Linked DNA regions of Mus musculus: all the other regions are linked to region 1. The links are chromatin loops, found by intact Hi-C in ENCODE. Cell type or tissue: heart. All regions are shown on one strand.

Region 1 (2,500 bases):
CTAGGTATACTCCAGCCTTAGCCTCCAGAGCACCGGAATGACAGGTATTTGCCAGTGCTGTCTAAAAACTGTCCCGCGGGTTAAGTAAAAAAAAACAAAACAAAAATCCGAGACTTTACAGAGTTTATCGTTGGTAATTTAAATTCCGAGTTATTTATTTATTTTTTTATCAACAATCTTAATTAAAACTTGAGGTCTCATGGAACACACTGGTAGGGAAACAGACTTTTGCCAATAGTGTATCTAAACTGAGAGTTGGTAAATGAAGTGAGTCTGAGCTTTGTTTGGTTTACAGATTACTGATTTGATAGGGTGGGAGGGGTGAACCCTGAAATTGTGCTGGATGAGGCTACATGGCCTTCGAAAGTACCTTTACTCTTGCCAGTAATCTTAGAAAATGCTCTCGGTAGGAAGGTAACAGAATGTCCGTCCAGCTGTTCTTATTGAGGCAATCAAAATGCGGGCCCTGTGGGATGTTGTGTTACAGAGAAAAATGAGAGATTGTGTTGCTGCACTGAGTAAAAAACTTTCCTCCTAGCTAAGCCCTCTCCGCTCCCTGATCATAGCGATAGTCCTCTCTAGCAGGGGGCATGCTTAAGTTTCCTCTTACTTCAGCTTCTTCCCGTGGCCTTGCAACTCCTTAGTCCTTCATCTTGGTAAAGTTTCCCTTCGCCTTACTTTTCTTCCCACCCTCTTCTTTTCCCCAGATAGTTTACCCCGCCCCTAGCCTGCACCACCTACTCTGCCTCACCGGAGGCTTCCCGCTTCTTCTCCCGCCCCCCCGCCCCCCAACCAACCCTATCTGCCCGCCCTCCGCAGGTTCGGAAACCTCCAATCAAGAGCGCCGAAGGTGTCGCCAAGGTCCGCCCCGCCCTCCCTATCCACCTCTTTTACCCCCCGTGTTCCCTCCCCCAACCCCCCCACCTCAAGTCCGGCGGACCCGGGGGCTTCAGGATCTGGGAGCTATGAAAAGTGTCTGCCCAGGCACTTCCGGTAAGAGCGATGTGGCGCGAAGCTCCCCGCGGGACCCTTAAGGATCGGGTGGCCGACGGTGAGGGAGCCCGGTGGGGAGGGTGCCGGCAGGGAAGGGGTGCGGGAACCGGACCCCGAGTGAGCTGCCCGGAGTGAGCGTTCCGGGCGCTTCCAGCCGCCCCACGGTGAGTCGGCGCCCCCGCCTCCCAGGCCGCTCGGGTCCTCCTCTCCACCCCCCACTCCGCGAGGGTGACGCCGCCTCTCCACGGGCGCCGCGTGACCGGAAGTGGCGCCATCTTTAGCCTCTTGTGCTATTGACAATAACAAGCCTTGGCTCGCTCCCCCTCCCCCTCCAGCCCTGCAGCTCCCCTCCCTGAGAGAGGGAGAAAAGGAGGAGGAGCTGCAAGCTTCACTGGCTCCCTCTCCCCAGTCGCGCCTGCGGAAAGTGGGGAAGAGGGGACGAAAGCAGGGGAGGGGGGACGGCAGGGCTGTTTACCTGTCTGCCTCCTTCACCCCCCCACCCCCCGTTCTGTTCACTGCCGGTGTCAGCCTATCCGCCTTCCCAAGCCCTCCCATTCCCCCGGTGTGCCCCCCCCCCCACTTTCCTCCTCGTCCTCTGTGCTTCTCCTCTTCCTTCCCTTCCCCCTCCAGCATTGCCACCTCTCCTACAAGCACGCAGGCACATAAACGTAGGCTTTTGATGCTCCTCTGCCTGTTGACCCCGCTATTTTCATGTTTCCAACAGGTTTTTCTTCCCCCAATCCCTCTGCTGCTTCTGCTGCTGCTCAGGAGGTCAGATCTGCCACTGATGGTAATACCAGCACCACTCCGCCCACCTCTGCCAAGAAGAGAAAGTTAAACAGCAGCAGTAGCAGCAGTAACAGTAGTAACGAGAGAGAAGACTTTGATTCCACCTCTTCCTCTTCCACCCCTCCACAACCCAGAGATTCGGCGTCCCCTTCAACCTCGTCCTTCTGCCTTGGGGTTCCAGTGGCCACTTCCAGCCACGTACCTATACAGAAGAAGCTGCGGTTTGAAGACACCCTGGAGTTTGTAGGGATTGATACGAAAATGGCTGAGGAATCTTCCTCCTCATCTTCCTCATCTTCGCCAACTGCTGCAACCTCACAGCAGCAGCAGCAGCAACAACTTAAAACTAAGAGTATATTAATTTCTTCTGTGGCTTCAGTGCACCATGCAAACGGCCTGGCTAAATCTTCTACCGCGGTCTCTAGCTTTGCTAACAGCAAGCCCGGCTCAGCTAAGAAGTTAGTGATCAAGAACTTTAAAGGTAACCAAGGCCAAAATCCATAATCACCTACTAAGAATTTGACACTTGAGCAGTCACGTGTGTGCTATTTATGTTAATATATTGAACAGTATAGAGGTTGCCTAATGTTTTATGCGTAATCAATGAGTGGAAGGGAGGTCCTGTTTTTGGTGGAGGGTTCTTTCCCGAGGTGTTTGTGTCCTTCCTGTGAAGCATACTCTTTGAGTGTTTCCATCCAATGTTTTTGAGGTCTGTCTC
Region 2 (2,500 bases), 70 kb before region 1:
AAAGCACCCCTTATCCTGTACTGGGCTTGGTTCTCCATCTGTATTTCTAACACTCATTAACTCCTCAAATATTTGCTTATTGCATCCTGGCACTATCTGCTAGCAATACAGGGTGGAATACACAGAACCAACATTTACTGAATGCTTACTTTACACTTCACCTTTTGCTAGGGGAGTTATGTACACTAACTGATAACCTGTGAGATATTTTCCAAACACAACAAAGGAAGGAACAGAGGCAGCGTGAAAATGAAGTCACTTCTCCAGGATAGCAAAGCACTTGGCTGAAGGATCACTTCTAGGCTATGTGGCTTCGAAACCTACCACCCGTGTAACCACAGCCAATTCTTGCTCCCCAAAGCGATGACAATTTCAATGACTTGCATTTTGGTTCCAGGCCAGGAATACTGGGAGGAATTACCTTCTTGTCACCACAAGGGTACCAACACATTAGAGTAGGTTAGAGGAATGATCTAGAAATCTACATCAGGTAAGCAGCAGCTCTCTTCCGCACTCCGGCAGTTTCCACGCCCGTAGGCAGACCGAGGAAGGGAGCGTGGGCGGGCCTTAAAACACGCACGCCCCTCGGGGCATCCCATTGGGTACAGCTGAGCATGTCGGGGCGGGCCCTTTCCGAGTCTCACGGAGCCCGCCCCCCACGCCGTTCCCAGCTCTCGCCCCGCCCCACCCCGCCCCGCCCCGCCCCCACCCTCGTCAGCTTCCTCTGTTGCTCCGTCATTAATGACACCAACGAGAGGATACCGCCTGCGTCTAGAGCAGCCTGGTTCCGAGCGTAACAGAGTGGGCCTTGGACCTCTCACGTCCAAGCCTCGTGAGGCAGCGCTTTCCTGCCCTGGAGCCGTTCTAGATGCGGTGAGTGCCAAAACCTCGGCCCCCACTTCAAGCACAACCCAGAGCTACTGCTTCCCTCCCTCCCCTGGGAAGGCCAGGGCCCTAGCCTGGGCCCTAGCCCGTTCCCAGCATGCTCCACTAGGGATGCCTTGGCAGGTGCGGCGGGAGGACCCAGCGGGAGTGGGGAAAGCAGCCTTCCGAGAGCTTCTCCCTTGGCCCTTCAGTGGGACACTGATATCCATCCTGGTACCCAGTCTCCATTTTGATCTCCATCCACTTTCTCCTTCTAAAAACAGAAAAAGAAAGAAAGTTTGTCGCAAAAACATACTTTCTGCTTTCTCTTGTGTGTGCGTTTTAAGTTCCCTCCTCTGTACAAAAATATCCCATCGTGCGGATTGTTGGTGTTACTTTTTTTTTTTTAATTCCTCAGCGGAGAAAAAAAAATGTTAGGATAATTTGTACAAATAATTTTGTGTAGAATTAGTAGACGTTTTGAGTTTTAATAGTATTTTTGCCGTTAGGAGGAAAAATTCTGGAAATTTTTGACACAAAATCATATGAAGGTACTTGTCTGGATTGTTGAGTATTGGCCAGAAATAATGATCATGTGATAAGAACTGCAATTATAACAAGTAATATAAAGGTGAACTTTACAATGCTGTTTTGAGGCATAGCTTTTCTGTTCTTTCTCCTTTCCTATGGGAAGTGTTTATTGACCAAGTTCTCTGGATTACAGAGGGAAACTACCATCTTGCCTTCCCCCACCCACTTCCCCACACACTCTTAGAAACTGCACCTGTCCTTCAAACAGCTGTCTTTGTGGTAAAAGTCAAAGTTCATTTCTTTTATAAGAAAACAATAGGAGCCAGAAGTGTTGCCACACACAAGTAATACCAGCACATGGACAAATGAAACGAGAGGATCACAAGTTCAAGATCAGCTGGAGATACATAGTGAAACCCTATCTCACATCTTAGAAAAGGGGACAGGAAGGGGGGAGACAGGGTCAGTGTAGTATCCTTGTAGCATTATGGGAAAATTTGGTGCAAGCATCAATTATGTTTACTAGATCCACATGTCGCGTTTATAGGTCACTTCTACCACTGATAGCCTTTGTGACTTTAGATCAGCTATTTAACCTTTATGGTTCTCCATTTCCCCATTTAAAAGAAGTCTTTGTGTGACACTAGAGGGGGTCCCAGCGTTGAGTATTAAGGTCAGATGGGGCAGACATTTGGTAGCCTGCTCTATCACTCTCCCCTTTATTCTTCCTGAACCAGGAAATATGTTGAAGGCCAGCAGGCCCCAATGAGCTCCTGCCTCCAACCCCACAGTGCTGGGGTTAGACATGGCTTCCTGCCTTGCCCAGCTTTTTATATGGGCACTGGGTATGGAACTCAGGTCCTCAGGAAACTCAGGTCCACCGAATCATCTTTCCAGCCCCATTTTTTTTAAATTGACACATAACTGGACATATTCTTTAAATGAGAGAAATGACCTCAGGTAACAGCTTCTAAGGTCCTTTTCAACCGTAAGAGACACCGTGGAAGTAGAAGGAGTCCAGTGAAACTTTGAAGAGTTGCAGAAGAGACTGGGGAACATTCAGTCTTGACGAGCAACAATGTAAACCATAATATTGTCAGCTGTT
Region 3 (2,500 bases), 110 kb after region 1:
ATCTCTTCTTAAGCTTATTTTTAAATAGAGCCACAGATTAAAGATCTCCCAAACTGCATGACTTTGAAGCTATGTTTTAGAGCTTCTCTTTGTCTTTTTATTTGTTTGTTTGTTTTGAAACAGGGTTTCTCTGTGCAAACAGAACCTGGCTGTCCTGAAACTTGCTCTGTAGAACAGGCTGACCTCAAACTCACAGAGATCTGCCTACCTCTGCCTCTGGAGTGCTGGGATTAAAGGCATGCGCCACCACGGCTTTTAGTACTTTTCTAAGTGCAGTTCATGGGCCTCAGCATCAGAATCACCCCAGGTGTTTGTTTAGTAAAGGAATAAGACAGGATGGGAGGAGAAACCCTGCAATCCAAGCTACTAGGCATGCCGAGGCAGAGGAATCATATGTTCAAGTGCCACCTGAACTACAGCTATACTTTAAGTGTAAGGTCAAACTATTAGGCAACTTAGTGAGGATTAAACCTCAAACAAACAGTAAGCTTGTAGGAAAAAGGGCATTTGTTTCAGAGTCTCTAAGGCATCATCAGGTAAAATAAACAAAACAAAAACTACTTCCAAAATCCCTGAGAAGAGTGTGTGTGTGTGTGTGTGTGTGTGTGTGAGTGTGTGTGTTTTGGGAAGCAACATTTGAAGGTCATTGCTTTATTCCAACTCTGGAGTTTTACGTTAATGTTGTTTTCCTCTGTTGTTTTGAGACATGTTTGTTTACTGTTCACTTGGCAAGCGTACAGAATACGGGTTAGTATGAACTCATTAGAGAACATTAACTGTATTTGTATTCCAGATAGAAAAATATCTGGGAGTTTATGTATTTTGTAAAGAGTGTCTCTGGGTAGTAATGGGAGTGATCTTGATTTCCTTCTATTCTTATTTCTCTCTCTTTTTTTCTTCCTCTATTTAAAAATATGCTTCCTCTTTCTGACTTCAATTTCCCCATCAAGGAAAGAGAGTGTTATAACTTTGAACTTCAAGAGCATGGTCTGATCTGGTCGTTAATGACTCCATACCCCCTAGCTTCCCTATCCACCTATAGTATAAACTGTGTAGGTGGTCTCTATACTTGAATAATCGTGTATTATTTTTTACATATATTTTCATATATAAATTTACATACATATATATCTTGAGAGGCCTAGCAGCCGTTTTGTTGCCAGAAAAAATGATGCTGTTTGTTCTCAAGGACCTAGAATAGAAATAACCCACTGTCTACAAGCATCAAAGTTCCTCCTTTCCTGCTAGCCTTAAAAAAATGCCCTCCTCGCACAACTCTTTCTAGTTTAATAATGGCTGTGAACCAAAAAGCCAGGGCGTGGCCACGCCGCCCTCCTGCCCGGACATCACCGCCTCCCTCTCAGTTTCTAAGCATGCTGATTGGCTGAAAGGAATAAAGAACCCCGCCCCTGGTCTTATGACTCCAGCTGAAGCGGCGAGTCCAGGCTTTTGCGGTGCCTGGGTGCCTCGGTCGGTGGTCTCTCGTGCTTTCGCTTCCGCAGGGCTGCGAGGGGATTCGTTGGAATTGTCGGTCCGGTGGTCGCCTGGCCTGAGGGATCACGATGTGCCTCTCTCCGGTTAAAGGCGCAAAGCTCATCCTGATCTTTCTGTTCCTAGGTGAGTTTTCGGGCCCTCTGGTGTCTTTGAGCCGGGCCCGGGGGATCGGGGAGTTTCAAAGGCCACAACCTGAAAGACTGGTCTTTGAGAAGGCTTTGAGAGACCGAACAGCTGACACTGGGCGGCGGCGGCCCGAGGCGGCGGCGGAGGGGGGACGCGGGGGGGCCGGGAGGGGGGGACACACGACCTGGAGGAAGGCCTGGCCGTGGGATGGCCCGCCAGGAGGGCCTCTGAGAGTAACAGCGGGGCAAGTAAGGGGACGAGGGAGGACGACGTCAAGGGATTAGGCAAGAGGAGCGCAGAGTTCTAGACCTCTGGGCTAGAGAGAGCAACTTGGAAAAAGAGTCGGGGAGCAGACACCGGGGAGGCTTGGTTTCCTGGATCAGGGGAGAGTTTTAAAGATGGTGAAAAAAAAGTGTAGAGCGAGAAATGAATTTGGAACGGAAGGCGCTGTACCCTCGTGAAATTATTGGGGAGGGGGAGGGCATAGGGGGGTAGGTAGATAGGACAGTAGGGCCCAAGGGACAGAGACACCGTTTTGGGAGCTTTGTAGGTAGGACTTGAGGCTGGGAGAAGCAGTGATTGAAGAGCTAAGGAATGGCCTTGGAGTTTTGAGAGTGAAGGGATACACACACACGTACATACATATACATATAGTGACTGGGGCTGGAGTAACTTCCGGAAAGAAAAGTTATATCCAACCTCTGGAGACTAAAGGGATGAGTTGATAACTTTGGTGGGGGGTGAGTATCTGACTTAAAGGTGGTGAGGATCTCGGTTTTTTTGTTTCGTTTTGTTTTTTTTTTTTTTTTTGTTATTGTTGTTGGTTTGCTTGATTTTTGTTGCTTTGTTTGTTTTTCTCGAATAACTTTCGCTACTTCCT

What was found. A loop is a pair of places that touch in the nucleus more often than their neighbours do. Peaks named below come from ENCODE experiments on the same cell type or tissue, not always from the same donor. Only the 100,000 strongest peaks of a DNase experiment are listed, where the experiment ranks them.
Region 2: it touches region 1 in a loop (7-fold over the local background); 13 of 42 quality-filtered maps call a loop at or near these places.
Region 3: it touches region 1 in a loop (4-fold over the local background); 2 of 42 quality-filtered maps call a loop at or near these places.

Annotation. Positions count from the first base shown.
Region 1 is chrX:38,563,426-38,565,925 of GRCm38, reverse strand. It overlaps Cul4b (cullin 4B), which reads left to right. Exons shown (of 23, transcript NM_028288.5): 3 at 820-993; 4 at 1,718-2,263. Among named protein-coding and RNA genes, the nearest start is that of Cul4b, 12 kb to the left of the region's middle. In heart, no CTCF peak of the experiment used is centred here; DNase peaks (open chromatin) are centred at 855 and 1,245; H3K4me3 peaks cover 2,500 bases; H3K27ac peaks cover 2,205 bases.
Region 2 is chrX:38,633,351-38,635,850 of GRCm38, reverse strand. C1galt1c1 (C1GALT1-specific chaperone 1) reads left to right here and starts at 708. Exons shown (of 2, transcript NM_021550.3): 1 at 708-873. It overlaps Gm52440 (a long non-coding RNA gene), which reads right to left and starts at 563. Exons shown (of 2, transcript XR_003953098.1): 1 at 422-563. In heart, a CTCF peak has its summit at 986; DNase peaks (open chromatin) are centred at 720 and 870; H3K4me3 peaks cover 1,663 bases; H3K27ac peaks cover 1,102 bases.
Region 3 is chrX:38,455,366-38,457,865 of GRCm38, reverse strand. Lamp2 (lysosomal-associated membrane protein 2) reads left to right here and starts at 1,406. Exons shown (of 9, transcript NM_001017959.2): 1 at 1,406-1,617. The coding sequence starts at 1,563. LOC115489130 (a long non-coding RNA gene) reads left to right here and starts at 1,624. Exons shown (of 2, transcript XR_003953097.1): 1 at 1,624-2,500. In heart, no CTCF peak of the experiment used is centred here; DNase peaks (open chromatin) are centred at 1,385 and 1,875; H3K4me3 peaks cover 1,295 bases; H3K27ac peaks cover 1,245 bases.